6 separate regions of the Mus musculus genome follow, and all the other regions are linked to region 1. The links are chromatin loops, found by intact Hi-C in ENCODE. Cell type or tissue: left cerebral cortex. All regions are shown on one strand. Each heading gives the region's core, and the rest is flanking DNA. Links, peaks and the distances in the headings are about the cores only.

Region 1 (5,283 bases), core at 284-5,283:
CGAGAGGAATCCGAGCGGAGAGGCAGTCACTTCGTCTTGCCATTGATTGGGTATCGGGAGCTTTTTCTTCCCTGCTCTCTTTCTTTTCCTCCGTCTTGTTGCATGCAAGAAAATTACAGTCCGCTGTTCGCCCGCCCTGGGTGCGAGATCTTCTGCCCGGCTCTCTCCCGTGCATTGTGCAGCCCAAAGATGAAAGACCGAAGGGGAGAAAGTTAAAGAAATCGCCCACATGCGCTGGATCAGTCCACGGCTTGGGGAAAGGCATCCAGAGAAGGTGGGAGCGGAGAGTTTGAAGTCTTTACAGGCGGGAAGATGGCGGACTGGAGCTGAAAGTGTTGATTGGGAAACTTGGGTGATTCTTGTGTTTATTTACAATCCTCTTGACCCAGGCAGGACACATGCAGGCCAAAAAACGCTATTTCATCCTGCTCTCAGCTGGCTCTTGTCTCGCCCTTTTGTTTTATTTTGGAGGCGTGCAGTTTAGGGCATCGAGGAGCCACAGCCGGAGAGAAGAGCACAGTGGTCGGAATGGCTTGCACCAGCCCAGTCCGGATCATTTCTGGCCCCGCTTCCCGGACGCTCTGCGCCCTTTCTTTCCTTGGGATCAATTGGAAAACGAGGATTCCAGCGTGCACATTTCCCCCCGGCAGAAGCGAGACGCCAACTCGAGCATCTACAAAGGCAAGAAGTGCCGCATGGAGTCCTGCTTCGATTTCACCCTTTGCAAGAAAAACGGCTTCAAAGTCTACGTGTACCCGCAGCAGAAAGGGGAGAAAATCGCCGAAAGTTACCAAAACATTCTAGCGGCCATCGAGGGCTCCAGGTTCTACACCTCGGACCCCAGCCAGGCGTGCCTCTTTGTCTTGAGTCTGGATACTTTAGACAGAGACCAGTTATCACCTCAGTATGTGCACAATTTGAGATCCAAAGTGCAGAGTCTCCACTTGTGGAACAATGGTAGGAATCATTTAATTTTTAATTTATATTCTGGCACTTGGCCTGACTACACTGAGGACGTGGGGTTTGACATCGGCCAGGCGATGCTGGCCAAAGCCAGCATCAGTACTGAAAACTTCCGACCAAACTTTGATGTTTCTATTCCCCTCTTTTCTAAGGATCATCCCAGGACAGGAGGGGAGAGGGGGTTTTTGAAATTTAACACCATCCCTCCTCTCAGGAAGTACATGCTGGTATTCAAGGGGAAGCGGTACCTGACAGGGATAGGGTCAGACACCAGGAATGCCTTATATCACGTCCATAACGGGGAGGACGTCTTGCTCCTCACCACCTGCAAGCATGGCAAAGACTGGCAAAAGCACAAGGATTCTCGCTGTGACAGAGACAACACCGAGTATGAGAAGTGAGTAAGGGCTGCCTCCCTTCGAGGCTCGGCCCTGGGCCCTGGATACCTGAGTCCAGGTGGGAGGGTGGGGGATGCGGGGTGGAGACAGAAGCCCTCAGTTCTGTTGCTTCCTTGGGATCCAGCGGCTGGGTTCAAGTGTGTGGGGTGAGCTTGGGCTTCTCAGGCAAACTCGACAAGAGTACTCTCTCCAGTCAAGTTGGTGAAGAAGGGAATCTTCCTGATACTTTGAAAACCATTCAGGACCCATGTGTCTTTGGCGCATTATGGGGGCTCGGATCCAAGTTTTGGAAAGGGTACTAAAGGGTATTTGTGACGACTCAGAGAGACACATGTTCTACGCAAGTCCACAGACTCTGACCCCTGGGCTTTGTCTGTTTCTCTCAAGAACATGGGTACCTGTTCTCTGTGCAGTTGGCTAGGCTTAAATTTGCACCTTCCCCCCTAAGCTTTAGATTCTTGATTCCTAGAATATTTTCATTTTTACCTTCCCAACTTGTGACTGCCTCTTACTTCCTCTACAGCACTGATGTTTATGAAGGGTAGAGTGTAAGCTGGTTAGGGTCATTCATTCATTCATTCATTCCTATAAGCCCTCTCTTTCTTGGGGAAACTTTAAAATCTGGGCCTCAGGCCCACTGCAGTGAACTACCCTTACTAATTTAGATTTCCCTTTCTTCTTTGTCTTTATCTATTTGCATATAAATGTGGACTGTTACTCTTTGAATGGGCTTGAGATGCCTCCTTAGCCTCTGTGGAGGGGAGAGTTTTGTTTAGTTGCTAAGTAACTGAGTTGGTTACTTTGTAGCCCCTTTCAGTCTTCCTTTTCCTCGTCTTTCACAGTCGCTGACACACAGGATTTCAGGTCAAAGTTAGAATCCACAAATCTGCTTGAAACCGAGGCTGGCCTGTGGGTCCATCGGTCAGCTTCCTGATAGCTGAGGTCAGTGCCCCAGACTCACTTGTGTCCGGCTGGGAAAGAGTGAGCGCCTATGGTGCATTTCCACTTTACGCCAGTTAAAAACCAGAGCAGCCTTGTGCTAGCTACCCAGGGAAGGAAGGAGAAACCTCTCAGCTGAGTACAAGAGGAACTGGCAGAGGTTGGCAGATTGTGCAATTGATTCATGAAATGCAGAATAGGGGAAAAGGCTTCCAGATGGGGTTGGATCAGGAAGGGGTGGGGGTGGGGGTAACCGGGCCCTGAAATGAAAGGTGTGATTATTTATTGTCCATGGATTCCCTCAGACTCTCTGGTCTTGGTGGGAGTGATTGGATGGGATAGTAAAGTCCTCCCCGACTTGATCATAGAAGGGAGAGGAAATATCAAGCCTGGGGCTTCTGCTTCTGAGCCCCTTGGACGTTTTCCGTTTCAATCCTGGGAAAAGCCTGAGGCCAGGATCAATTGTGAATCCATCGTTCCTTTCCTCTTACACACGGAAGTTCTGCGTGAATGTTGAGTGTTGTTGTGACAGAGTAAAAATACTCTTTAACTGTGGTCAGAAAGAAACTGCTTTGTTGAAAGGACAATATACTTTGATAGATTCTGGGGGTGCTTGTGCCTTCTAGGAATTTCTTTGGCTGGCGTGAAGAGGCTGATCTTTTGATGGCTTCTAAAGCAATCTCTCCAAGCTTTATAGAAAGATCATGACGTTCTTCATTCGGAAAGAGCGGATGTTCCTTGTGTGTTCGACCCCCCCACCCCCACCCCAGATGCCAATTCTTTACATTTTCTATGGAAAACTTTTGTTTTCTAGAGAGCGGAGATGGAGAAAGGTGTGGTTGATTGGCTTCGGAGCAACTTTGTTTTGCTAATTGAATGTAATTAATTTTTCACCTTTCGGTCCTTGGGCCAAGAAATCTGACACCCTCCACCTCTTCTTGATTTAAGTTTAAAGACCACCTGGGACGGGGCCTCAGGATCGTCTCTGTTTGGGACTGTGGCATCCAGAAAGAAAACAAGTTTACTATTCTCCTGAGCAGGGTTTTTCAGGGCTTTCTGTTTCCTTTTACAATCCCGCTAGCTCTGATTTTGTTTACTAGGATGTGTTAGTAGTGCAGACTGGAACTCCTAGAGATTTAACTCCTTACCCATCTTGGATTGTCAGAATTGTTTACTCACAAATATTGCTGGGTGTTTGTTTGCTTTTGACTTTGGAATACACAGGGTGGAAATAAGAATGCAGGAATCTGGAAGCCGTGACTATACACCAGGCTACACCGATGCTGCACTCGGAAGTAAAGGGCAATGCAGAATTCCTCAGCCACACTGAGGCTAACCACACCAGACCCTTGGAGATGAGATGCTGAAGTCAGATCTGTGGAAGTGGTCCTTCCTGGAGTCATCTCTGAGTTGATTTTTACCCAGGGTTTAAGCAGTTTCCGAGGTGTTCTAGGCATTCATTTGGTAATGGCTTGTAAAGACGAGATCAATTTTCATCTACTTCTCTTCTGCATTAGCAAGTACCTATGAAAAGGTTTCAACTTAATTTGCCTCGGCAAGCAACCTGGTATGGGTTTGCTGGGGACACCGGATCTGATAATTAGATTGGAAATTTATAGCCCCTTGGTCAAGTTAGGCTACTAGAAGAACATAAGCAGATACTTCAACTCCAAGATATCGTGATGGTGTGTAATGTTGTAGGTCTCAAGGGAAGTGTCCCACTGGTGATTTTGTGAAAAGCACATGAATGTCACCGGTGCAGAACAGCTGGGTGGCATGAATGGGAATTACTTTTGCTCTAGAGAAAAAGTTCCTGCAAACTTTGATCCAGCTTCTCAATTACATTAAATATCATTTTTTTTCATAGTGCACATAATTTTTACTAGTTACATATCTTTTTCATTTTAATTTTTTCACTTTATTTCATTTCTCACTGTCCTGGAAGGAGCTCTGTAGAACAGGCTGGCCTTCAACTCAGGGATCCACCTATCTCGGCCTCCGGAGTACTGGGATTAAAGGTTTGAGCCACCACATCTGGCTTTCAGTTACTCATTATAACCGGTGTAGTTGGCACCAGCCGAACTGAGTCACTGCTGGGATTTGGTGATCTGGAGTGAGACCTTCGAGAAATTCACTCCATTTTAGTGCTTTTGGCCTCTCAGGCATCCTGACATGACGACTACTTTGCATGAACATCACAGGTTCGATACCTTTGGAGGTCATTATTAGGGAACTTCAAGTTTGGCTATCTCAAACAGAAGGAAGAGAAGGTAGTGAGAGGTGTCCTGAACCTTTGGCCCTTCCAAGGAAAGCAGGGTGATTCTTTCAAAGCAGCTTTTCTGAGAGCAGTCAAAAGACTATCAAGATTGTCAGACCCTTTTCTGTTTGCTAAAGCTGTACTGTACTGGGGTTTTTAAAACAAAACAAAACATTTCTTTAGTGCGTGTGTGCGCATGCGTGAAGGTCAGAGGCCAACCTGGAGTCAGTTCTCCTCTTTCACCAAGTGGGGTCTGGGTATCAAATGCGCATCCTTACGTAGGATGGGCCCTCTTCCCCAGTGTCACCTCATCAGCCCCAGACATGTACTGTTTAAGGATGGTTGATCATTTAGCTTCTAGCACTCGCTTTTCGGGAGGAACAGTTGGAACTCTGATGTGTTTTAGTAGTAGTTCCAGAAAGCAGGCCTTTGGAATCTTTGATTAGTCAGCGTTCCTTTCATTTCTCATTGCGAACACTCTGGAAGCGCTCAGCCTCTAGGACATCCCATTTGGTGCTGCTGGTGTTTCTACAACTTGATGACAACTTTTCAAAGGTGGCTGGCAGGCATTGAAAAAAAATGTCAACTAGTTTAGAGCTGATGTAGCCCTTTGAAGGGACATGCTTAGAGTCTTGCGTGAGGTTCACGGTTCCCTTTTATTGTTGATAAAAATAATAAGTGGGTGTGTTCCCAAAACTGCTTAGTGTAACTCATTCTTTCTATTTA
Region 2 (5,318 bases), core at 146-5,145, 550 kb before region 1:
TGAATGAGTAGCCATCACAACTGAACCTTTGTCAACTTGACATGTAAACACATTGCTTTTCACTCAGAACCTTTCCTTCCTCATTTATCCCCAAGACAGCATGTTAATACTAACTTCACAATATAAAACATACAACTTTAAAAGTTTCACCAACCGTGTAAACAACGCAATATCCAATGTCTGTGATACATTCGAGATCTTCTGAGCTCTTCCCAAGGGCTTGGGTCACTTGCCTGGCTCCACCCTCTGCAGCACACACTGCCTAACTTCCAGGCTCCTGCTGGCTCTCTTTCACCACTGCGGCTATTCTTCGTGGTCATCTCATGGTATTGATGACTCCAAACTGCTTGGTTCTCTTGCTGCAACTGGGCTGCACTTTCACAAATAGTCTTTCCTGGACGCTTATATGTGATCCCCATACACACCCCATCTGAGCACTGAGGGAAATTGGATTCATAATAAAACACTTTTATAAATCTACACAACTTCTCAGCCAGTGTGGGCTTTGTGGGAATATTTGCCAGATTTAAAGGTCATTGCATTTTCCTAACATTGTGTTGTTTTTATTTTGGCATGTTCCAATTTGGTAATTTGAATTTTGTTTACTAGTTGTCTTTTAGAAACCTTAGTGATTTATGATGGACAGTATAAAAATAAGATATTAATTGTGCTCTTTCTTACAGACATTTCTTCTAAGTTGTTGGAGTAAGTCTCTAATTTTTGTGAGCCTAGATCGATCACTATGCATTTGTATCTGTTCATATAGAACACTGCGTCTTGGCTTTTATTGCCATGGTTTGCCCATCCTGGTATCCAAATTCATCCAGCCTGTAATTACTGATAATTGGTATTTTTCTTTGATAATGGATACTTACGTGCCTTCTATATGTTGTACCTCATTAATGGCACCCAGTGGTATAGACAGTTCTAGGGTCATTGAGACTTTCCCTCCTGGTTATTAATCAGTTCAATCAAGGATTCATGCTCTAGCCATGTGTAGTGGTCCATGCCTTTAATCCCAGAACTTGGGAGACAGAGGCATGTGGATCTCTGTGAATTTGAGGCCAGCTGGTTTACATAGTGAATTCCAGGACAACCAGAACTACATAGTGGGACCTTGTCTCAAACAAACAAACAAACAAACAACAAGATTCATGTTTTAAATATAAAAAGGAGGCCGTGAGAGCAAACTGCACACTTTCTTTGTATCAGAGCAAGTGACTAAAGGTCACTGTATGTTTTGTTATGTAACTACAATTGAAAGGTTAGTCCTAATGTAGACAGGCAAAAGTCAAAAATGAAAACATAGAAGATGTGGTGGTTTAAACGAGAAACACCCCTCATAGTCTCAGCATTGGAACATTTGGTCTCCAGTTGGTGTTGCTCTTTGGAGAGGTTTAGGGGTTGCAGTCTTGCTGGAGGAAGTATGTCATTGGGTTTGGAAAATCATGAAGTTGGTCTGCAATAGCTTCCTTGAGAGGCATGAATCATAGATTTTTTTCAAGTTAGAGTCTGTGGCTCCCAGGTCAATGTGAGCCTTTCAGTTTCTGGGAAACCACAGTACTCCCTCAGGCAGTGAAGTGTTCAGGTCCCCCTTCTTTCCTCTGTGTCCCTTTGAGGTCAATGAATCATATAGAAATTTGACAGGGCAGTTAGTCTTAGGCATTGATCTTGTGTACCTTGTATAGCTTGCAAACGTCATTTTATCCTGGAAGCTATCATTATACCCTGTTTCTGATAAGTGTATAAAAAGTCTGATTGCTTGGCATAAATTTGTCTCCACCTCAGTCTTGCTGAGACCCCCTCCAGCCCATGTCTGCTTACGATTCGTCTCTCACTGATCATATCAGGAGACCTTGGCTTGCACTGGCATTTAGAATGATGAACTTGTTTTGAGGTTAAATAAACACACCACTTCCAGTTGGCTCCCCCTGCTTCATGCTTATGGTAAAGGGTGAGAGCTCTCAGTTTCCTGTTATGGCTGCTATGTCTTCCACTTCCCCACTTTGATGGACCCTTATTCCTCTAGAACTGTAAGCCCAAATAACTAACTGTCTTTTTCAATAAATTGACTTGGTCTTGGTATTTTATCAGAGCTACAGAATAATACATAAGGTAATAATAAGATAATAGTCATGGGGTGGGGGAAAGGACAGGAAGGACAGGTGTTAGAAATGTTTTCTAGGGGGTAAAAGATCCTGGATTTGGGATTATTTAATTGTAAGGAAGAGCAGATATATAATTAATCCTAACTGGTCAGGGGCTCTCCACTGACAACACAATGGAGTCCAAGTTCTTCGACTTCAGGGCCCTCTAAAATGGCTGTGTCTTCTTTCCAGGACTACATCCTACTGCTAAGAAATGTATTCCTCTTCCTAGGATCACAACAGATCTTAAGTTTCTTCTGTCTGCTCATATCTCTTCCCTGTCAAATGCTTTTACCCATATGTTCACACATTGCCTTTTTCACATTTTTCTCGGTACACATTTAAGGCAGTATGTGGGCCAAAGCAGTAGATGCTGGTGTGAGAACCATGTGACTGCAGCATTTCAGAGGGTCAAGGAGAATTTTCAAGAGGCAAGAAGAAGTAGCCATGGGAGTCCTCTACCATGTCCAATGTCAATCACTCATGATGTATAGAGTCAACCAGTAAGTGTGTTATAGGGCCTGCCCACTCACTGGCTTTGCCAATGCACAAAAAAGATTTGAAATCAAATAGAGAAGCAAGTCTGCATCATGATAGTTCAGAATATTGATAGGCATCAAAGGAAGAAACTACTCTATTCAGTGCAGATGTCTGTTCCCATATGTGTTCATGTATGTGCAAAGACAAACTTTAAATCTTATTCAGGAGTCATCTACCTTGTATTTTGAGATGAGTTCTCTAATTGGCCTAGAGCTTGCCCATTAAGCTAGACGGACTAGGCAGCAAACCCTCGGGGGTTACGCTGACTCTGCCTCTCCAGGGTGTCCAGCCACACCGCTTACCACGATGCCCGGCTGTTTTTCTTAAATTAATGTATTCGAGGGATCAAATCAAGGGCCTTATGTTTGCATGGCCAGCACTTGGCTGACTGGGGAATAGTCTCATGCAAGGAGAACTCTTCTTAGTGCATTTGGATGGCAATGGGAAGAAGATTGTATGCATGTAGAAAGAGGGATTAGTTATAGTGAACAAGATCAACGTCACAGGGATCACACACATAGACAAAGAAGACAGGAGACTGTGCCTGGACTTGAAACAAGATGAAATGAAGGGTTTGGTTTTCGTAGGAAATACTTGAAAGTGTTTACTACGACCCTATGACTTAATGAAGTGGTAATATTTGAAGATGAGAGATAGAGAGAAAGAGACAGAGACAGAGACAGAGAGACACACACAGAGAGAGAGAGACACAGAGAGAGAGGGAGAGAGAATTAAAAAGGAAAGCCACTGTTAATTTTGGAAGGATGGATGGGGTTAGATAAAGAATATTGTAATTGGAAAATGAATTCACAGCTACTAAACAGTAAATCTGAGTGGTATGATATGCATTGATCTAAATGTCATATATAAACTCACTCATCTTCATATTAAGGATCACTATTACCTTCATGTATAAAATGAAAAGAATATAAAACATTAGATTGTTTGCCAGTTGTCACACAGCTATAAACAGCTAAGTACTGTGGCTGGTGTTGGAACTAAGAAAATGATTGTTCATTTTCTATTTAATACTTTTAAAATGGGGCTGGAGAGATGGCTTGGGGGTTAAGAATTCTGGCTGCTTTTCCAGAGATTCTGAATTCAATTCCCAGCAACCACATGATGGCTCATAACCATCTCCAATGACATCTGGTGCCCTCTTCTGGCATGCAGGCAGAACACTATAAACATGAATGAATGAATGAATGAATGAATGAATGAATGAATGAATAGACAGACAGATAGATAGCAGGCAGAACACTATAAGCATACTAAATAAATAAATAAATAAATAAATAGACAGACAGACAGACAGATAGCAGGCAGAACACTATAAGCATACTAGATAGATAGATAGATAGATAGACAGACAGACAGACAGACAGACAGACAGACAGATAGATAGATAGATAGAATCTTTTACAAAAAAGAGAAAATACTTTGGTGAATGCCAGATTAAGATATAATCACCTACACAATTTTTTATATTTTATTTTCTATATGCCTATGGATGTTTTGCCTATAAATATGTCTGTGTATCATATGCATGCACGGTGCAGGAAGACATCAGAATAGGGCACCAAATCCTCTGGAACTAGTTTTGAATGATTGTAAGCTTCCACGTGGGTGCTGAGAATCAAACCTCGTACTTCTGGAAGAGCAGGCAATTCTTTTAATTCTCTGGCTGGGGATTTTTGGCAGTTTCTTGTTTCTCTTTTCTGCAGTAACTATGTAGAACATAGATGGGACACGAAGGCTTATTACTCTCAGGTGTAGGGGGAGAGGGGACTTCTCATCTTGGTCCATTTTGTGTGGAGGGTCAGCCTCGTGCTGTGGCTTAGTAGTGGCTCTGTCAGCCATCGGGACACACTTCAAGGAGGCACTCTGATCCCACTGCCTGGGGAAAACAGGGAAGTATAGAGATAGTGGCAAAAGGTTAAGGTAAAAGCGAGATTGAGAAAAAATCCGATTACAGTTTTGCCTGGATAGAAAGCCAGTCTCTAGTTTCTTCTCTTTCCAGGGCACCTTCCTGCCCTCAGCCGGATTAAGATTTGGGTTTCCAGAGTTTCGAGGCCATGTCCATGTTTGTAGGTTAGGGGGAGATTTCTCTAACACAGCTAAGCTAAGCAGCTCTTCGCTACTCCAGCCTCCCCGTGACAGTAGGGAGTCTGGCCAGTTTCTAAATTGAAACTCAATAGCTGGTAGCTTTGGCACCCATGTGTTTGCTGGGGCTCACCCCAAGACTGTCATTAAAATCACACAGCCTGGCTTCGTACTGCACAGAGCTTTCCAAAGGACTGTTTCCTGTTTGAGCTACGGATGATGAGCTGGCTGCTGAGCAGAACTCGGGCTTCCATTCTGTAAATAATGGCGCGAGGTCCCAGGTTCAAGGTCACAACAGCTAGTGTCAGAGCTGAGATTAGAGCTAGGTGGCCTGGTTCGTTTTATTGTGACTTCTGTGGAAGAGGTGGCATAGAGCCCACTTTGGATAAGGTTTTAAGTGGTGTATTAATATTAGTTGTTTATAGAATTTGTATTATTATTTCAAATGGAATTTGCTTTAAATTAAGGACAGAGCAACCAGAGCTCATGTGACAGTGGAAAGAAGTCTAGTTGATGGCTCAATATGAT
Region 3 (5,318 bases), core at 257-5,256, 670 kb after region 1:
GGAGGAGCTAGAGAAAGGACATAAGGAGATGAAAGGGTTTGCAGCCCCATAGGAGGAACAACAATATGAACCAACCAGTACTCCCAGAGCTCCCAGGGATTAAACCACCAACCAAAGAGTACACACTAAGGGAGGGGCCCATGGCTCCAGCTGCATATGTAGCAGAGGCTGGTCCTGTTGGTCTTCAAAGGGAGGAGAGGCCCTTGGTTCTGTGAAGGTTCGATGCCCCAGTGTAGAGGAATGCCGGGACAGGGAAGGGGGAGTGGGTGTGTTGGTGAGCAGGAGAAGGGGGGAATGGGATCAAGGGTTTTCAGAGTGGAAATGAGGAAAGGGGATAAAATTTGAAATGTAAATAAAGAAAATGTCTAATAAAAAATAAATTAAAAACAAAACAAACAAAAAACAGTACAGTTCCACTGATACAGTGAATATGTTTTTGTTTCCCTTTTAGCTAGGAAAGATGGCCAGAAAAAAAATTTCTTCCACAGGAAAACAGACACCTATTTTACCTATCGTTTTTTGCCTCAGGATAGAATTTTCTCAGCCCCTGTAATGGTGAAGGAAGCAGTACCTATCAAGTCATCAAGACACTATGCCAGTCATTTACATGATGGAGTGTTGATGGGTAGACAGGGTGAGCAAGAAGGGGGCAGCATTTAGAGACCTTGGAGATAAGAGATAGCCCATTTGAAAACTTAAAAATCTGCCATACTTTATAGATCTTTGGGACCAGGGTAGAGGGTGCATTGGGTCATTTCCTTTCAAGTAAGCTGTTGCATCTAAAATTCATCTTGTGTCACAGGAAGCATAATGGTTGGTCAGTCTGAAATCAATACCTTCTAGTTCCAGGAATACCGCTGCGGTTTTAATTAATTAATTTATAATCCTCTCTCCGTCCCCCGCCCCCTCCCCACTCTGTCTCTCTGTGGCTGTGTGTGTGTGTGCATTTATGTGATAATCTGTGCCCCATCACATGCCCCAGTGCAGCTGTGGAGGTCAGAAGACTTGGTTCACTTTGTGTAGCTTTTAGGAACTGAACCTCAGTTGCCAGGCTCACAGCACAAGAGCTGGTACCCACGGAACCATTTCACTTGGAACCAATCACTGTTCTGATTCTTTTGACATGAAGAGTTGCCATGCAGTGAGATGCAAACTAGGAAAAGGGTTTGTAGTAGGTCCAGGTTGGAGGTACTTGAGCAGCGTATGATCCAGTGGGCCATTGCACAACCTAGCTCATGGAATAAGGAGGCAAAGACAAAGATGGGGCAGGATGATGATTTTCAGTGCTCACCTAAAAACATGGTCATATTTTTATAGGTTATCTCCATTGCCATCAATTTCATTTAAAAATAGGGTAGCAACAGAATCTAGCATGGGCACTGTAATAAGGTCACGTGGGTTGGAAAGACTAAGGGATCTGGAAGATGAGTTAATTGTTTACACATCCTCGTTCTACTTGTGTCCCACATTTACCTAGAGAGGGTCTGGAGAAGAGGATGGGTACCAGGCTGTGGTGATTTTTGCCGGTGTGGTTTTAGAGCTAATCCCGGACCTCCTCCCCTTCAACCCTACTAAATTTGAGGAGACTCATTCAGATCCACGCCCACCTTGTATTTCTTGAGGAACCCTTCACAACTGTCATTTACTAGTGTGCATCGTAAGTTCCATGCTGTCTGTAAAAGAGCCTTGAGTTCCTTGGAGACCTCTGTTATTTACTTATGTTTGGCAAATCTTATAGAACCTTTTAGAACTATCTGCTCACAAGGTACCAAATTATTTTCTAATAGGAAACGTGATGGAATTATTTTTAGGCCTGCCTTAAAAATTCAGGTAGACAGCAATAATACTTTCAAATGGAATTATAACAAAACAAGACAGACCTTTGTAAAACCAAATTTGCTTTTACCCTCAGGATACCCAAGTTAATTCTTTGGTCCTCTCAATAGCAAACATTTATGGAATTGATAAAGTGGCTGTATAGTTCACGTTAGTAAACAGAAACACAGTTTACCATATAAACCTTAGCAGATGAAAAATATCACACCATCCTCTCTAGCATGCAAACATGTCCAGAGGCAGCTTTGTGTGTTGGTGATACTTGTATTTTTCTTAAGCATAGGTAACCAATGTCAAAAATTTCAGTGTGTTCTCAGACTGAAGCCAGTTTAGCTCTTAAGTAAGAGCTCCCTCCACTGGAGTCTGAATTTGACACTCTGTTCCCACTTTCCTTCCAGATTTCTCCCTGAACTCTGCCCAGTGCTGGGGCAGTGAAACCAGCAGAGCCCTGAGGAACGTCCTTCAGGGAGGGGGAGGGGAAGCTTGTTTGTCAATCCACAGTGGCTGAACTGGAAAGAAACAGAAAGACCTGCAAAGCTCCCCCTGTCATTCCTGAAGCTGTCAGTGCTGTGGAATGAGTTCCTGGAAGCTCGGAGCATAAACCGACTGGAATCACATGCCTCCAAGGTCGCGGCCCAGTTTTTCATCAAACACACATTTTGATGAATTACTACTTTCAAGGAAAAGTTGGAAATTTATACCTCAAAAAAAAAAAAATCTAACTCAGGGCTGCTCTGCTTTCCAAAAGTCACTTACATATTTGGGCTGTATTTCTAAACTATGAAGACTAGGGCATTCAATACTGTTTTAGGGCATTTAGGTTAATGAAATATCCTGGCTAATCCTGAACGTCCCCTTTTATTATCCTTAGATTGCATATTTTCAATGAATTGGAATAAAATAAGACTGGAAAATTAACACAAACGGTGTAGGTCACGTTGAGCTATTCTTATGAGGTCTAGAGTTCACCGTTATGAATATGCATTGTTGGCTGCATAACCTTTGTTAAGTTACATAAGCATTTGAAAATGTTTACTAATCTAAAAATGGGCCTATTAACACTTTACCTACCTCTAGCACTTACTTCAGAAAGTAGGTGAAATAATGGACATAAAAGTGATCATGGAAAGTGATGTTGAAAATTGGCTGTGAAGCTGAGAGAGACGTATAGGCTGACTGGCTGGCTGTATCATATGTGCAGTTGATGCTATCATTTTGGAGCTATATTTCATACCAAAGACTGTGGAAATACTGGTTGACGGAGGTGGCCACAAAAGTGCCAGTAGAGCCATTAGAGACAGAAGCCATTGTCTCTTGATAAAATGGAAAACACAAAAAGGATTTAAAACCCACACTTTTTTCTTCCAAATTCATTCTTTCACATTTATAGAAAGAGATAGAGAGAGAGAGAGAGAGAGAGAGAGAGAGAGAGAGAAAGAAAAAAGAAAGAAAGAAAGAAAGAAAGAAAGAAAGAAAGAAAGAAAGAAAGAAAGGAGAGAAGGAAGGAAGGAAGGAAGGAAGGAGGGGGAGGGAAGGAGGGAGGGAGGGAAGGAAGGAAAGACAGGAAAGAAAGAAAGGGAGAAAGAGAGAGGGAGGGAGGGTGGGAGGGAGGGAGGGAGGGAGAAAGGAAGGAAGGAAGGAAGGAAGGAAGAGGAAGGAAGGAAGGAAGAAAGGAAGGAAGGAAGGAAGGAAGGAAGGAAGGAAGGAAGGAAGGAAGGAAGGAAGGAAGGAAAAATTTCATCTTTGGAGACTTACTGTAGATTTCTTATTTTAATGAGTAAACCCCTCAAAATTATAATAGGTTGAGAGAGTCAGAGAAGTTTGGATATTTTTTAAGGTGAACCACCAAAGTTGATATATATGCTAATTAATGCATACAGTCTTCCAATACTATTAGATTATAATTACAGTGCTTTGCAAATTCACAAATATCCACAGTGATCAGCCTGATGATCATATTTGATTCCATACAATATTTTGCCTTTAACCACAATAAATCCAATCAAATTATTATCAAATTCTTATTCCTTATGAACTGGAAATTATTCTAATTTGTTCAATAAATGATGATTATGTTTGAGAACTTATTTTGTTTCTTGTGCCCAATGCAGATGGGAAATAAGCAATCCTTGAAGGTTGGGATTCACTCTGGTTCACTACCTCCTAGGGCTCTTTGTTTTGTCTTGTAGATTTATGTGCTGCTTTCTCCGTGTTCAAACAATCCTTTGTATATTCTACTTCATATTTCATTTTTCTTACCTCTTTTTCAAGAAGACGATGAACTCGTTGGTGGTGCATTTTACATCGTTTATATCAATCCCAGTGCCCTCATGTCACCACCATAAACTCTAAATATACTGTTGTATAATGGGAGGGTAAGAAAGGAAACTACCTTGATTTTTCTCTCCACTTTGTTCAGATCCTTGACAAGCTATAACATCATAGCCTCAGGAAATATTCATAAGCACACAAACCACCTTTCAATTTAACAATTTGCCTATAAACTCTATAAAAACTCCTAAACTTCCCAGAGGATGAAAGTAAATAATAATTTGGGGAGGTTCTTTTGTTTGTTGTTGTTTAGGGCTGGAACATTTGAAGTGAGCATCTGGGACTATCTCCTCCTTGCACTTTGTTCATACATAAGGAGAAATGAAAATTCTGGAAAGACATCTGTATTGTAAATCAAAATACATTGCTGAAATCAATGCTGAGTTGACATTCTGCTTGCAAATATTCTTTTGAGATTGGTTCTTGTAAATCTCTTTCCCATCTGGTTTTTATGTCTGCTCTGGGACTTACATGCACAGAGTTGTCTAGGGCCTGCTCAGAATGTTGAAATAAAGTGTGTGCTTTTTAATGAAAGGTTGGATTGGGCAGAGGAAGATACTCTCATTTAAACTGCTTGTTTATATTGTAACTCAGCTAAACTTTTAGGAACTTTGGGAATTGTTTTCCTAGAATAGCACAGTTTATTTGAAGCTGTGAGATAGTCCTATCATGCCACCTATATTTTTGTAAAGAACATTTGCTAGAAGGATTTTTATTTTTATTTTTAATCATAGGAAAAGTGAGCAACAGAGAAGCATTCGTGATTGCAATTTCTTTGCTTTCCATAATTGCACCATTCCCATTAAATTAATGATGGAGAAAGGTACCATTGTTTATAGAAAGGGGCTTTCTTTATTGGAAGCTAGTTAATTTGGGAATGTTAATCTCTCCTTAAATGGCAAGTTCAGTGGAGGAAAAGAAAAACTCTCGATCTGAAATGTGCCATGAGAAATGAGCCCTGGATTTTGACTTCACATCTGGAATTGATATCCATCCTTGAGCTTTATGAGGGAATGGCCATATGAATGGGAACATAATCACCACCCCTATCACAGCACATTTCCTCAGCTCTCGTCTTTAATCACAGGCCATCTGCTAATTGCTACACAGAAATCTAGTATGGAGTCATACAAGAAATGGAGCCATCATCA
Region 4 (5,318 bases), core at 163-5,162, 540 kb after region 1:
TTCCAACTATGTAGTCAAACCAACTCTATCATAATGTTGAGTGTGAGAAAGATTATTTTTCTCAAAATGTTCTTTCATAATTTTGTTTATATGAAAAAATACAAGGTTGCATAGAGTCTAAGATTCAGCAGAGAAGGGATATTGCTATCAGACAAGCCAGGCAGTGCTAAGATAGTGGGCAATGCGGGCTGCTATAGGAGTCTTCAGGGAATAGATTTAGCAGCCATTTCAACCCTGATGCCAGCAAAGATATGTATGCCCACATTCCTTTAGATGGTCAGATGCTGCCCCCTGGCATGCACTGCTTTGTTTCTTAATTAATTCTTAATTCTACCAGGGAGTCCAGTTCTATAACGACATTACCTGCTGTCAGTGCTGGTCCACTGAGGATGTGCACTGTGGGTTTCTCATACTGGCTCTCCCTCCATCACTCACACCTTGGAAAAACAAATGGCTCCCTGGGCCCTCCGAAGTAATGGTGTCATATCCCGGGCTCCTGACCAGATAGGTAAAATCATTCTTGCATTCACATTTCTTGGAGATTTTAATCTTTCCCTCTATACTCTGCAACTAAAATTCTGACATCTCTATTGTACTTAATGCAGCTATTACTTTTTTCAATCTACTGGAGGCATCCCAGGAGTGCAGCTGGAGTAGTACCTTGACTCATCTCAGGATATTAACTTCTGTGTCATGGGAGGTGTTCCATATCAGTAAATTATCCCTCTTCTGGCTTCATAGCTTACCTTTGTTGACAGCACCTTGAGGATCCTTTCCCGGGATGGTCTCAGTATCAAGGTCAAATTTTGCTGCTCTCAGTACCCGACTTTTGGCTGGCAGCCTTGTCAAAACTGAGAATTAAAATCCCCGGACAAGTTTTCTACTTTAGAAAATTAGGTCCTGGTCTCAGATTTCAGCACAGTTTTTTTTTCTCCAAATGCTGAAAATAGGGGTCTTTCTGAATTCCTTCAAAGAAACTTTTGGATATTCACACCATAAAGACTGTTGACTTTATCCAAACCTATATATTTTCTCCTTAACAAATAGCAGCTTATTTCTGACACTTCTTTCTCCAGGCTTTGTAATTAACACTTTTCAGTTCCTCTCAGAAGTCAGACATATTACACAGAGGCAAGGGCATGCACTTCTACTTGTACCTTCTGCCAGTTCATCCTAGATAAAAGATGTGGACATAGGTCTATGTGCATGAAACTCTTAGTGACTCATCTATGGGAGGGAAGCTTTCATTGACAGCCTGATTTGAAAACATGGTTCTTGTGTACTGTTTTTATTAAGCTTGGGCTCTCATGGAAAGCCATGCAGAATACGGATATGTTGTATACAGGGAATGAAACTCCAGAAAGCCTAGCTAAAATCCAGCCTACTCCTGTTCTCAAGTGGAGAGCCAGTAACCAAAGAACACTACAGAATCACTCCATCTTAAGGCAGAGGAACAGATTTTTGTATTCTTGATTCAACCTGACATTGAAGCTTGGCTATTCTTAGGAAAGGGCCATGTAACCTTCCAGACATAGACAGGCAAGGCATCTCTTGTCAGCTGAGGGCAGTTTTCCAGAAAAAGAAAATGATGCAGCCATGTGCCTTTGGAGTTTGACACTCATAAAAGGTGGAGGATGGGTGACCAGCCTTGTAAAAGGATCTGGGGAAGGTGCCAGCAGTCCTATTATAAAGAGAGAAGTTTCTGCAAGAGGAATGGCTAAGGAAACTTCTGTACATATGAGAGCTTTAAGCTCCTTATTTGAGCAGAGTTATTATTATGATCATATTTCTGAATTTTCTGAACTTGTTGGTGCATTAATTAGTTCATTTACTTATGCATTTGTTCAAGAAATAGGTGTTGTATGTTCACAGCATAAAAGGCATCTCTGCAGGCACTAAGTCGATAGCAATGAAACAGAAAATGTGGTCCTTGACCTTAAGGGACTTAAAGCCTAATGATAAAGATAATTGCTATACTGCTGTAGTGGAGCTTCAATGATGCATTAACAGTCATCACTTAGATGATGTGCACACAGAGTAGCAAAGAAGACTTAATAACTAAATGGTTATGCGAGTACATTCTCCATATGGGGTAGGACATAGGATGTATATACTGTTTTCTCCATAGATGTGTAATATAATCAGACTCTATATTGAATATGACTCTACTAAGGTTAAATTTTAAATTTTAACTTATTTATTATTATCATTGTGCTTTGATTCAGCAGGATATTGCTTATCGCTACAGAGCATAGAATAGCCTTGAACTCCCTCAACCCTGAATCCACTCGAAGTTTCAGTCACACTTCATCTTCCTCCCAAGCTGGCAATAGTTACCTCTCTTACCCTTATTTCTGTGTTTGTCTCGTTTCAAGTGCTGTTTTTGAAAGATTACAAAATATATATACTGTAAGTGGCAGGGTATCCACTTATAAAAGCCTCTGAGTGGATCCACCACAGCATATTGTTCATTATAAAGTTGACGACTGTGGTGTGTGTGTGTGTGTGTGTGTGTGTGTGTGTGTGTGTGTGCGTGAATTGTAGTCTACATAGAACAATGTGAGGCTTCAAGTAGGCAGACTTATCACACATTTATTTTCTTTATACAAATAAGCCTTTTCAGGTTTACTGATTTGCAAATTCTGGCTCCCTGGCCTCTGTTTCTTTGGGAGAGAGAGAACTCAGTCTTTATATTGATTGGTTAAAGGCAGCCTTGAGTCAGCTGATGCACACCAATGGCAATATGGAGTCGTATTTATAGCTTGCCTAGAAATGAAAGCCTTTTATTGCATTATTGTGAGGACGGGTAATGGACACAAGCAGTTGTCAAAGTTATTGATGATGCTGCATTTCCAATCACAAACTAGGATACCCAAGGCTGGTTGATTTGCTAGATTTAGCCATAAAGTATGAGTGAGAATTAGTTGGTGAAATGCTTGTTAATAGAACCTCATGATGCATTCTTTCCTATTCTATTGGAGAAAATTTCAGCCTTTGAAAAGAAATCCAGGGAGATCAATGTTCTGTTTGAAGCAATTTTTTTTTAAAGAAAAAAATCTATCAGGGTCAGAGAAACTATGGAGTTACATGACATCTACTGACGGTAGAGAATATCACAATTCAGGCTTCACTGAGAGATGACTCTCCTTTTCCTATAAATATTTGTAACAAATATCTGCATGTGGAAATATTATGGTACTAGACCATCAAACTAGAAACTCAGGGTCTAAAGTTCTTTTCCTCAGCTCGTTCTTGTGCTAGGGGACTGGATTGGAAATGGTTGTGCCTGGGAGCTACTGCTCGATTTAGCTTCTTTCAGGTTGAAAGATGATGCCAGCATCAAGCCTCCAGTTCTGCCACAGAGCAGCCTGCAAGAGATTTGTGGGCTGTCTTGTACACAGGAGCAAAACACATCACTGTCTTTCTACCAGAAGGGTGTTGCTTGCTCTCACCAGGCAGAAATCCAGCCCAACTCAGATAAGCTCCAGAGTCACTGTATCTAGGCAAAAGAAAATGAAATACTGATAGGAAAGGGATCAAGAGCCTTGCTGTGTTGGTTATCTATTGTCACATTAGTACTGCAGAAAAGCAGCCACAGATCTCCATGTATTAACGAGAGTTTCATTTTTGCTTATGTTTCCATGGGTTTCTATAAGTGAGGAGATGTTGATAATCTGGGTCAGGTGTGAGTACTTCATTTGGGCTCAAAATGTATTTGTGGTCAGTTGGTGGGTTGTCTACAGATTGGCTCTGATGGTGTCCATGGCCAAAATATCTTGGATTTGCTTTATGTTGAGTTCTTACTGTCCAACAAGCCAGGATTGTTCTCGTGGGCAAGGAGGTTCTAAGAGAGCAATGGGGAAGAGAAACACGCAGTTTCATGGAAGCTAGAGTGTGAAACTGGTAGGCTTATCCCCTTTCTCACATTTTCCTGGGCAAAGCAAATCACGAAGGCACCCTAGACTCCAGGATATAGAAAAATCTTCAAAATCACACAGAAGCCAATCATGATGGGGTATAGTGTAATTTCAGCACCAGGAAGTAGAGGAAGAAGATAGTGAGTTCAAAGCATGATTGGGTTATACAGTGAAGCCATCTAAAAATAAAAACAAAATATGTGTGTAATGGACACAGGTTCTAGAATGGGTAAAGGACTAGGAATGCTTATACAGTAAATTAATCATATTTTCTTGTACATAGAAGTTTCATGTTTTAACTTTCTGATAAGTAGTTTATGAGAAACTACTCAAAATCAAGGCTTTATGAGAAGAGTTAGTCCTTTTGTAAGTCCAGCCCTAGATGATTTATAGAATGGCTCTTTTCTTACAACAGGAAGAGTTTGGTTTCTGGCTCATCCACTTTGATCCATCATTCGCTTATTTTACACTTTGTTTTTTTCATTTTTTAATTAGTTATTTTATTTGCTTACATTTCAAGTGTTATCCACCATCCCAGTTTCCCCTGCACAAGCCCCCATCTCCTCCTCCCTCCCCCTGCCTCTAAGAATGCGGTCCCCCACCTGCCTATCCACTCCTGCCTCAGCGACCTAGCCTTCCCCTATTCTGGGTCATCCAACCTCCACAGGATCAAGGGGGATCCCCTTCCAGTGATGCCAGGTAAGGCAGTCCTCTGATTCATATGCAGCTGGAGCCATGGCTACCCCTTGTGTTCTTTTTGGTTGGTAGTTTAGTCCCTGGGAGCTTTGGGGGGGGGGTGTCTGGTTGGTTGATATTGTGTTTCTTCCTATGAAGTTGTAAATCCCTTCAGCGCCTACAGTCCTTGCCCTAGCTTCCCCACTGGGGTCCCCAGCTCAATTCAATGATTGGCATCTGTATTGGTCTTGCAAAGCCTCTCAGGGGGACAGCTATACCAGCCCCTGTCGCAAGCTCTTCTTGGCATCAGCAATAGTGTCTGGGATTGGTTTTAGCAGATGGGATGGGTCCCTAGGTGGGGCGGTCTCTTGATGGCCTCTCCTTCAGTCTCTGCTCTCCAGCTTTGTTTAGGAAAGGAGTTTACATCATTTTCTACTGGGGTAGAAATAACAGATAAAGGCAAAATTGTTAATGCTGGCAAAGAAGTGTCTTTCCCCTAGAATTTCCTCTCTGTGGAACGTTATGGAGGTGCGTGCTGTCATTGGATTACTGGGATCAGGGGAGATGGATCTGAGGATAAGAACTTGCCAGAATTTGGATTTCCCCAGAAGTCACTTAAATGCTAAATATGCATGGAGTCCTGCCTATAATTCCAGCCTAGGAAGGCAGAGACAGGAAAGTTGAATAGGGAGACTGACTACATTAGTAAGCTCTAGGTTTACCTGA
Region 5 (5,318 bases), core at 265-5,264, 440 kb before region 1:
GAATGCCAAGTCCAAAGAGGTGTGATCCAAGGGACAAAGATGGTGTGCCCTTTAGAAAGCAGTTTTCCTTGGTATTGAAACCTAGCATTGTCAAACCATAACTCAATCACATGTTTAGTTACAAAGAGAAGTTTTTATGGTGCTGTCGAGAAAATTAAGAGTTTGGCTGGTAAGAAAAGAATGATTATATAGATGAAGGTAGCGATACATAAAACATTTATGAAGCTGGGTGTGATGGCACACACCTTTAATCCCAGCACTTGAGAGGCAAAGGCAGGTGGATTTCTGAGTTCAAGGACAGCATGGTCTACAGAGTGAGTTCCAGGACAGCCAGGACTACACAGAGAAACCCTGTCTCAAAAAACAAACAAAAAAAGCATTTATGAAGTTTAAATAAGGTCAGAACAATGAGACCCTGAGACCTGTTCAGTCTCTGCTGCTTTTCACCAAAATTCAACTTTATATTCCATCTTAGTGTCCCCCTACCCTGTTCTGACTCTTGCCGCATGTGACATCAGAAATCTAAAACCAACGTGTTACCACAACTATACCCCTAGGAGAGGCTCTCGGGAATCACATGCTTTTGCCTTTTCCAGTTTCAACTGTAGGCGTCTCTCTGCCCTGTCTCCATGCTGATATCTTCTCTTCTATCTCCAATATTCTTGCACCTGTTTCCTGGGAGTGTTCTTATCACTGGATTTATCATCCATCTCACTAATCCAAAATCACTGGATTCCTCTGGAGATCATTACATCTGCAAAGGTTCTGAATATTAGCGTGGGGGTCATTTTGATGGCCACCACTGAATGCACTCTACCTATGCTAAACTCAGAATCTCCAGGTTACTCTGAGCCTTTCTGAAGAAATACAGAATTAAAGATCCATCTACCCGTTGGTCTCTCCAGGTTGAAAAAGTGTAACTGTTGTGTCCTCTTGGTTTGTGGAGAGAACTTGAAGGTTCATTTTGAGGATTCGGTGGATTTGATCACTCCGACTATCCACTGCAATACTGCTGTCATCTGATCTTCTCTGTAGTAAATGTCTGGTCTAGGATAAGTGGCCTCAGAGTATGTCACTTGGCTGTAGCTACAGTGACTGTTGCTAAAGAGAAATATATGGCTTGATGTCATCTTCCCACCTATGGAATTAGGATATAGGCAAATAGTTCATTTGAGCTGTGCCATGTGCTGACACAAACAGAAAAGAATACTTTTTTTCCTTGATATTGGATATTGTACATGACCTTATAGAGCACTGTGAAAACAAGCCAGTAGAGATGAAGAAGCGTTTTCTGGAGTGGGGTGTGTGTGTGTGTGTGTGTGTGTGTGTGTGTGTGTGTGTGTGTGTCTTTCTGTCTGTCTGTCTTCTGTATCTGTGTATGAGTTTCTAGTGCTTTTTCTTAGTTTTCCTTATTTCTTTCCCATAGTTCATTCACCTTGGTTTATAATTTTTTTTTGTCTTTTCTATTCCCCTCTTTGTTTTCTTAAGAGTAAGAGAAATAAGTCATGGATTTGGAAGGGTGGGGAGGCAGGAATGTTTGGGAAGGAGATGAAACAATGAAAACCATGATCAAAATCTATTGTATGAACAACTTTATTTTCAATAAAAGAAAATTTAGAAAAAGTAACCAGGCCAACACAAAGCCACTTATTCTAGTGGCACAAATGTCATGGGAGTAGCCAACCACGTTTAGATTGGATTTTAAGTCCCACTTAATAATACACACACACACACACACACACACACACACACACACACACACATATATATATATCTCCATACCTGCCACTATTACCAGGTCAAGAATCTGTGATGAGGGAACAGCCTACTGTATCTTTACTAAATGGATACAGTATAAACCAACTCTTAACGACTTTTCAGTACACCCATAGATCAATTCATCACTCAACCCCCATCTGAGATGCTTCTATTTGCAGTAAATGGTGACTAACTTAAAAACTCACAACTGGACTAGGTGCGGAGAAGAGATTGAGGAATGTGCAGGCTTAAAGGAAACATATGCACCATATCCTCTCCCCCGAGGCACAGAGATCAGTGTGGAAGAGGGGACAAAACAAGTCTAAGAGATAAAGGTGTTGGGTGACTACCAGGAAATACCGTTTTGGCACATGGGGAAGCTGCATATGAGCATTCCCAGTGACTGAAAGAGCATGCTCAAAGCCAGGCCAAATCCCAATATGGAGAGAAGAGATGGGTGTGAATTTCCACGCTTTACCATGGAACTCTTGGCAATTGTTAGCTGCTGGTATAGGGAGACAGTTTTCTCTCAGAATGTAGCCCCTGGTAAAATCAACAATGCTACGGTGGAAGGCCACGTGTCAAAGAATATTTAAATAGCACAAGTTGGTCTTGAAGGCTATAAAAAGAGAAACTAAGGGCATACAGTTGGGTGGGTAGAGAAGGGAAGTGGATGTGCAAAGAGGTGAGGGAGAGGTGAATATGAGTGGAACTCAGTGTATGGAACTCTTTAAGAACTAATAAAAATACTAAAGATGAGGAATGGTTGATGTAAATTGTAGCAGGGATAGAAGTCGGCCAAGGAAAATATATGCTATAGGCTATTTGGGGATAGCTTCATTTAGAATCTCTTTCAGGATATTGCCTTTAAGACCATTTGATAAGGTTTGCAGTCTAGTCACCATCTGATATAAGCAACTCAAAAAATTCTCTTCATTTCCAACATCATACTATCCTTGAACTGTAACTCAGTGTTATTTTCTGTTTTAAACAGACTCTTAAAAATCATATTAGACAGCTACTCTGAAACAGTATTCATTTTTATTTTAGTTATGATCAGGTGCTTATGTTATTTGCTTGTTACCTTGGGCCGAAAAGAGGACATATTTACAAGTCAAGATGCAGATAGAGGTAATCTTGGCGTTCTCCCTCCTGCCTCTAGGTGGCGCTTGGTTTCTGATTAATGTCTAGCCTCAAAGCATTTTCTCCTGAGTTCCTCAGAAACTAAGAGAAGGCATCGTCTTGCAAACATGGTGTTATATCTCTGCGAGCTTTGTTTCATGATAATGAAGCTTTCTTGGCAGTTTTCTATTGTCAAGTAAGAGTATGTTATAGGTGTGTTCATGGCTGGGCTGCTGTGCCCCATGGCACACACCTATAACCTCAGCACTCTGGAGGCTGTGTCAGGAGGATTGGTGAACCTTATGCCCTGAGCTGCACATTGAAATGTTATTTCATTGGGAAGAAATGGATAAAACTACAAGTAAATGATATATGTAATGCTGGCTCCTGAGAAGTGAGCACATATCAGCATTTCATAAAGTTTGTTAAATGAACAAACCACCCTAACACTTTCTATCAAAGAACTTGCCTCATTAAAGGCTCGCTCCCAGTCCCAGGAGTAATCACCAAGGGCTCTTAATTTTCCTTTATGATGCAGTATTGGGAGTAGAGCTTATTTTCTGGTATGAAACCAAACTGCAATGCATGATACATTTCCTCTGACTCCACACAGACAGCCTTAATGGATTTGTTTTAAATTGTTGTTTGTAAAACGAAAGCAAACTCCAAATAATTATATGAAATTGTTTTTTAATGTTTGCATAATTTTTTCATCATTAAAAGCCACCAGCCTCTTTAATATTGAGGCACAATCAACCATTGGACATAAAAAAATCATTACCTTGACGCTTTTAATATCTCTGCCTCGTACATGGATACAGACTCTCTCCTTTTCTGCACTGCGTGGTTATTTATAGTGCTTGACACCGTGGTGCCTTATTCTGGAAAATGCATTGTTTGGGCTCAAACTTTAATATGCAGATTGAAGGGATACAGGAAAATCTTTATTCTGACACTCTGAATACCAACCTGTGTGTTTGTCTTATTGCCGAGAAAAGACTAAAGTTATTCTCTTCTTATAATTTTGCAGACCCTGGCTACTCTCACCTCTTCTTTCCATTTCCAAAGTTGTTGCATCTATCGACTATGCATCTATGTTGGGAAAGCCTACAGAATCTGTTTACTAGGATGGTTTTACAGCCATCTTTCAGAATCACAGAGGTGGCTGAGATGTTCAGTAGGTACTTGCTTTGAATGTAATTGTGCCTGTCTTATTCACCCTGGATCTGAATGAAAATGTCCTCTTCAGTATCTTTGAAATTGGAATACACAGGAGACCACTAGTGCTTTAACTTTTCCGGCTTTTGCAACACTCATGAGAAATAAACGCCCTTCCTCTCATGTCTGCTTCCCTGACACCTAACCTGAGATTGGGAGACAGGCTGCTTGGTAGTTGTAAATGCTTGTTTTCATCTCTGCAAGTCAGGGCATTCATCAGCAAAACAATATGCAAAAAGAAAACACTAATGCTAATGTGCATTTGTCTCGCATTAGCCACAATTACGTATTCATCAAACAGTCTCACTGGTCTCATGAATTGACTGGCTTTATAATAAAGGGATGTTATAAATGTGAACTTATATTTATTTATATATTCAGGATAATGAAAGATTCTTTTTGGCTGCTATAATAAAATTCTTATAAGATGAGGTTTTAAAGTAGTCCCCTAATAAATAAACTAATGAGCTAGTTTAAAGTGATCTGCATGCCAACAGCCTCGAAGCTTGTTAGAAATGCATCAGCCTGGTACTTACTCCTGTTTTCTCTGGTCCAGAGATTGATCTGAACTCCTCATTCTTTTTCAGTTTCAAATGAGTGACTTCTGTTAGGCATGTAGCAGATAAAGGACAAATAGCAAAAGGCAGATAGGGAGGAAGAACATCATCAAATCAGGTGCTTACAGCATCCAGAGATGATTGGAATTGCCTTGTTGAGAAAGCAAACAAAGGTAGCATATCAACTTACAAACAACTTCCAGCAGAAACTCCCTAGGGAAGAGACAGTCAAGCTGGAGTTCCCAGTTCAAAGTCTCTCCATGATGATCTTATGATTTTCTGCTGTCACTGTAGACACTGAAAAAAAAAAGCATTTATTCATTAACTTCTTTGTGTATAAGTGTATGTGCACCTATGTGTTTAGATGGGTGCCTTCCATGTTTGCGCAGACCAGAACAAAGCTTCAAATACCTTCCTTGGTCTCCCTCTGCTTATTCCTTTGAGAAATAGTCTCTCCTCAAATGTGGGACTCAAGTGTTCTTCACTAATCTGTTAGACAAAATGCCTGAGCAATCAATCTCTCCTGTCTCCAACTTTCCTCAGAACAGTGGCTACAGGTATGTACTAGATATAACCAATGAGCTATCTCTCCAGTCTTCAATGTAGGCATCTTATATCATATAATAATTAATAGTAATCTCTGATAGAAAGTAATTTTTCTGG
Region 6 (5,318 bases), core at 274-5,273, 840 kb after region 1:
CAGCCGTGTTCTTTTTCGCACGGATCACATTCTTTCATTCCACACTTAATTGGGAATGAAAAAGGTCTTTCATGCTCCTGTTCACCTCTCTGCCTTTTTTTTTTCCACCTCCCTCTCTATTTCTTGAGGGAGGCCTGTGAGGCGTACAATCTTATTCTGTGTCCGCCATTGGTTCGGTGCTGGCTACCGCTTTCCTATCACTTAGCACACCGAGGTTTTCCATTCAAGGGCATGTGGGGATGAGCAAGCCTGTTCTAGGTCCTTTTGATTTGCTTTTAGAGAGATCCTTTGGAAAGTCTGGCTTTGGGGGTTTATTTTTAGAGGCGGTGAGACCCAGACTTCATCGTGCCTTGTAGATCTTACTTGATTCTGCAGCGAGGCTCGGCCCCCACCCTCCTCAAGTACCAACCTATAGCACGGACAAGCTTGTAAGCTTCTAAACCACAGGAGGACGATTCTGATCCTTTCATCACCTGGTCCCAGCGGGGTTTCTCTAACTCATCAAAGGTGAAAGACAGAGAGCGACTGACATGGACAACTGGACCAATATCTATTTGTAGTCCTTTTTTTTTCTTTTTTATTATTATTAAGCTGATGATGGCTTAATAACCCATGACCTTTCTGTCATTCTATTGTTGCCCTGGTGGGATGGGATATGTTGTCTCTCTTTCACAGATAAGGCAAAGGACACTCAGGCTGAATGGACCACACAGTAAGGGATGTGAGCTGAGAGTCAAGCCCAGTGACTTGAATGGAATGTGTATGCTCCATCAACCGAAAGATGACAGACTGCAGCAGCTGACATTTCCAGTAATGACCCAGAAGGGATTTTTTTTTCTCCTTATTAAGCATAGCAGGGTTGAAACGTACTCTTCTTGACTCTGATGTGCCAGATGAATGGTTATTTTTTTTTTTTTAAATAACAGGTTTCACCCTGCTCTGAAAATCTCCTTTCTGACTATGATAATGGGATATGCTCAAGGGGTTCTGTGGAGTGTAATACGGGAGAGGATAGTTGACAAAAATAACTTCACCTCTTTTTGCTTAAGATTCTCTGGTGACTATATACACATGCATGCGCACATATGTACATGCATGTGGTATGTATGAGAATATGCTGATGATCTGTGTTGAGCAATCAGCTTTCTGGGTGATGTAAGATCTTCTACTTGTAGCTTCTTCCAATTTCCATGGTGCAAACTCACTTCTTGTGACTTAATTACTCACCAACATAATAATAAATGTGGGGTCAAGATGAGATGCACAAAATAATCGTTTCCTGACACGATACAGCAGCCCCATCAGCATTCTGGACACAGGTATAAAATGGAGTTCCTTGGCAGGATAGTGTTGTTCACCCAGGGACTTGTACTTGATCCTTCTGAAGATACACCTCTGTGCAGGTATGGCCCAAGAAACTTCAGATCGATCTGCAGAGGAATCTCATTGCTAAGGGCAGTGGTTCCTTATGCTCATCTGTAGACTCCTCTAAGTGGTCCCCAGTCCTTTATCAGTGCTGCCTGATTCTATATCAGTGTCCTCAAAATGCCAGCAGATGAAGTATCTGTTTAATAATAAACTGGTTTCCATTACAGACAACTGGGCATCTTGTCCACATCTTAGACTTTAAGGGCCTGACCTTCCACACCCTCATTTCTCACTGTCTTGTTCACCAGCTCTTTCCAGACATCTCTCACTCATCTTTCATGAGCCACAGTCTGTGAGGCATCCTTGGGCTTTCTCTAAACCACTGCCCTTCTGTATCACATCAGTATGGCACCATCTGGATTGTAAAGTTATTCTGGATGGGTTTTATTAACCCCAAATTTAAGAACATGGAATACATGACAAGCAGCTTGGAAATCCATGTTAACTGCATCCCAGAATTTAAACACCAATGCCAAAGGTGTCCAGAAAATAAAAGTGAAACCATGCATACTTGACACCTTACCTATAATTGCTTGACTAGTCTCAACCTCTTTCCGTGACACACATCACTCCTGTGTTATATTTTGGTTCCTGGCCTGTTCTTTGCTGTTCCTGCTGGCAATTCTCCACTGCCAGCAGGATTCTGAATTCTTGGGGGTTTGTTTGTTTGTTTGTTTTTCTGAAATGGCAGAGCACTTTCTTTTAAACTACTGAGTTTTACATCAATTTCATGCTGGAACACACAGCCTGGTAAAAGACTTCTAAACCGTACTGTCTCTGAATGGAGTGCTGTTATAGCTTTCATGGGAATGAAAGCATTTGCATTAATACGCTGGCTAAAATATTTCTCCAGAAGTGAAAATCGAATCCTCCCTCAAAACACAAGAATTTTCAAGTGTGCACGTATTTAAATAATTTTCTACTAGTTGGACCAAATTTAGGAGAGAAGAAAAAAAAAAAAAAAAAATCTGTGGTGGAGAGTGACAGATCCTGTCTTTCTTCAAGAACGTCGGTAGGGGGAGCTCGTGCTTCGTCATGGAACCTGAAGCCAGGCTCCCAGCAAATGCAGATAGCTTTCAAGTGAGGAAGAGAAGTTTGGGGTGTGAGAGAATAAAAGGAAGGAGAAGAAAAAAGAAAGGAAAGAAAAAAATCCTGAACTTATATTTTTTTATCTAGTATTATCACTATGGTTCATCAAGCTTTGAAAAATGGGAAATGTGTGCTGTCTAGAACAAACTATCAAACTTGCCGGCCTGCCCCACCCTCAGAATACTTTTTCTTTGTCGCCTAGGGTAGCATGGTTTGTAACGAAGGTATAGATTTTCTCTTGTGTGGGAGAAGCTGGCTTCTCTGACCTTACCCAGCGAAGGTGTCGATGCTGATCTGATACCTTTAATCAAATGTGTCTGTAGAGAGAAGTTACGTGACCGGGAGACACAGCAGAGCTGGCTGTGGAAGTTTTGCTGCTGAAGAGGAGATGGAGGGAAGGCAAGAGACCTTTCTCTCGGGTTTGGCTGTGGGAAGGGAAGCACGGTGCAATGCGCTAGATTGTTGGAAGTGTGTGGACTCATCATGTTAGTTTGTCTACATAAAATGTGCCTTTTGCATATCTGTGTTCTGATTCGATGATTGAGGCCAGCTGGAAACCCATAATAGAAATTCAGGCCATTGGACTATCTCTAGACGTCCCCCCCCCCCACCCATTCCCACCTCTAAAAAGCGTGAGCTCACCCCAAACATGAGAAAAAATTTTTGAGAGGAAAGCCGTCATTGTTCTTTCCTAGATATCTTGAAATAAAAAGAAAGTTTTTTCCATGAAAATGGCTTGCTGTGCGATTTTTCTCTGGGAAGTGATCACTTCATATTTAATATTTAACTGAAATTAGAATTACAACAGGATTGCTCATTTTCTTTATTTCTGAAATTCATTTTAAAATAGTCTGCTCATTTAGTGTAGACTTTTTTGGCAAAATAATATAGAAAAACCCGGCATATTCTTCCTCGTATGGACAATCTAGCCAATGATGAATGATTCGTGAAAACAAATGTGGTTGTGGGTACATTATATGCACAGGGGAGAACGAGAAGGCTAAATAGTATAGGTGAGGAAGGACTGAATGCAGGCAATGAATAGTTTAACTTTGTTACAGATTTTTATCTTTGGTGATAAAAGTTTAAAAAGTGTTTAAATTTTATTTTAAAAAACAGTGAAATCATAAAATTCACAGGGGATTCCCTCCATAGATTGTGTTTTGATTGGTTACTATAATGTATAGAAAGAAGTTTATTAAGTTTTATACTCTTTAGATCTGGTTAATTTATGCTTTTTTTTTGAACTTTTTATAATAAACTTTAAAATACCGTTTAAAACTATGATGATGTAAAAGAGGCATGAAGGGCTCTGCCTTTACTGTTTTGGTTTGGTTTTTAACTGTATTTTGGTTTTTTGTTTGTTTTGTTTGCCTGCGGAGCATCTGCACCTCAGACCCTACCCAGTGTAGGTTAACTGTTGGAGAGTGATGCCATCTTGTGGTCAGACTAGAAATTAAGTCTAAATATTAAGAGCAAACAAAACAGCCGGTATTTGAAAGGTTCAGTGGTACCAAATGCATAAGAAGAACCCGTTAAGTTTGGGTCTCTCTCTCCTAACCGTAGACTCTCTTATACAGAGCCTCCTATCGGGAGCACTTGGAACCCTTACGTTGACACACTGAGCTCAGCCTATCTTTTCGATTTGTTCTTTGCACTCTAAGTGAATAAATTTGAAGCTAGGTGACTTGTCTTTGATCAGTAAATAATATTTTTCTTAATAACTCCAAATAAAGAGAGATAAATCAGTATTTACTGCCATTTTAAACCGTAATATGGAGAATACAAATGCACCCTGTCATTTGGAAAGCTGAGACACAGGAGATGACTCAGGGTCAGATGAAACTCATTAGAATCCCAGTTCAGCTACTTACCAGCTGCATGCATCTGAATAAATTATAAAATAATGTGAATTTTGGTCTGTAAAACTAGAGCAATATTCCAATCACGGAAGGTCTCTGTGATGATTAGAGGGGATGATGTGAATGAAATATTTGCCAGTTCTTTATTACTAGGAGAAAATAAATCCTCTTCAGTTATTGGATGCTCAGTGGCGTGTCGGTTCCTAACAGACCAGGGTCCTGCAGGAAGCTCAGACACTCTTTATCTCCCATGAGAATCTTCACAGAACACAAATGGCATTTACTGTTAGTCCAAGTTGTGGAAATCATTTTGCATTCTAAATATGGGATGGGAAATTCGTCTGCAGATCTGATGCAATCCCCATCAAATTCCTGATAACATTCTTTTTTTATTATTATTACGTATTTTCCTCAATTACATTTCCAATGCTATCCCAAAAGTCCCCCCCCCCTCCCCTACCTACCCATTCCCATTTTTTGGCCCTGGTGTTCCCCTGTACTGGAGCATATAAAGTTTGCCTGTCCAATGGGCCTCTCTTTCCAGTGATGGCTGACTAGGCCATCTTTTGATACATATGCAGCTAGAGTCAAGAGCTCTGGGGTACTGGTTAGTTCATAATGTTGCACCTGCAGGGTTGCAGATCTCTTTAGCTCCTTGGATACTTTCTCTAGCTCCTCCATTGGGGGCCCTGTGATCCATCCAATAGTTGACTGTGAGCATCCACTTCTGTGTTTGCTAGGCCCCGGCCTAGTCTCACAAGAGACAGCTATATCATGGTCCTTGCAACAAACGCTTGCTAGTATATGCAATGGTGTCATCGTTTGGAGGCTGATTATGGGATGGATCCCTGATAACATTCTTCACAGGACTAAATAACAGATGGAATCCTAAAATTGACACAGAGATACAAAATAGCACGAGGAACCAAACCCACCCTC

Evidence for each region. A loop is a pair of places that touch in the nucleus more often than their neighbours do. Peaks named below come from ENCODE experiments on the same cell type or tissue, not always from the same donor. Only the 100,000 strongest peaks of a DNase experiment are listed, where the experiment ranks them.
Region 2: a loop joins it to region 1, with 2.9 times the contacts of the local background. A loop is called at or near these places in 2 of 42 quality-filtered maps.
Region 3: it touches region 1 in a loop (3-fold over the local background); 3 of 42 quality-filtered maps call a loop at or near these places.
Region 4: it touches region 1 in a loop (4-fold over the local background); 13 of 42 quality-filtered maps call a loop at or near these places.
Region 5: a loop joins it to region 1, with 2.9 times the contacts of the local background. A loop is called at or near these places in 2 of 42 quality-filtered maps.
Region 6: it touches region 1 in a loop (6-fold over the local background); 17 of 42 quality-filtered maps call a loop at or near these places.

What each region holds. Positions count from the first base shown.
Region 1 is chr15:53,340,479-53,345,761 of GRCm38, reverse strand. It overlaps Ext1 (exostosin glycosyltransferase 1), which reads left to right. Exons shown (of 11, transcript NM_010162.2): 1 at 1-1,360. The coding sequence starts at 399. Among named protein-coding and RNA genes, the nearest start is that of Ext1, 3.1 kb to the left of the region's middle. In left cerebral cortex, for the core only: a CTCF peak has its summit at 2,393; DNase peaks (open chromatin) are centred at 2,382, 2,819, 3,407, 3,758 and 1 more place; H3K4me3 peaks cover 4,721 bases; H3K27ac peaks cover 2,107 bases.
Region 2 is chr15:53,887,629-53,892,946 of GRCm38, reverse strand. The region is part of intron 1 of Samd12 (sterile alpha motif domain containing 12); the gene reads left to right. Among named protein-coding and RNA genes, the nearest start is that of Samd12, 12 kb to the left of the region's middle. In left cerebral cortex, for the core only: no CTCF peak of the experiment used is centred there; DNase peaks (open chromatin) are centred at 2,531, 4,367 and 4,906; H3K27ac peaks cover 861 bases.
Region 3 is chr15:52,673,224-52,678,541 of GRCm38, reverse strand. No RefSeq gene overlaps it. Among named protein-coding and RNA genes, the nearest start is that of Med30, 37 kb to the left of the region's middle. In left cerebral cortex, for the core only: a CTCF peak has its summit at 2,171; a DNase peak (open chromatin) is centred at 2,212.
Region 4 is chr15:52,803,782-52,809,099 of GRCm38, reverse strand. The region is part of intron 3 of Gm41323 (a long non-coding RNA gene); the gene reads left to right. Among named protein-coding and RNA genes, the nearest start is that of Gm34794, 20 kb to the right of the region's middle. In left cerebral cortex, for the core only: CTCF peaks have their summits at 285 and 3,094; DNase peaks (open chromatin) are centred at 285, 1,564, 2,739 and 3,386; H3K27ac peaks cover 692 bases.
Region 5 is chr15:53,783,185-53,788,502 of GRCm38, reverse strand. All of the region lies in intron 2 of Samd12 (sterile alpha motif domain containing 12), which reads left to right. Among named protein-coding and RNA genes, the nearest start is that of Samd12, 120 kb to the left of the region's middle. In left cerebral cortex, for the core only: a CTCF peak has its summit at 2,916 (motif pointing right); a DNase peak (open chromatin) is centred at 2,932.
Region 6 is chr15:52,504,248-52,509,565 of GRCm38, reverse strand. No RefSeq gene overlaps it. Among named protein-coding and RNA genes, the nearest start is that of Gm23267, 7.3 kb to the right of the region's middle. In left cerebral cortex, for the core only: CTCF peaks have their summits at 2,446 and 3,955 (motif pointing left); DNase peaks (open chromatin) are centred at 2,071, 2,471, 2,753 and 3,968.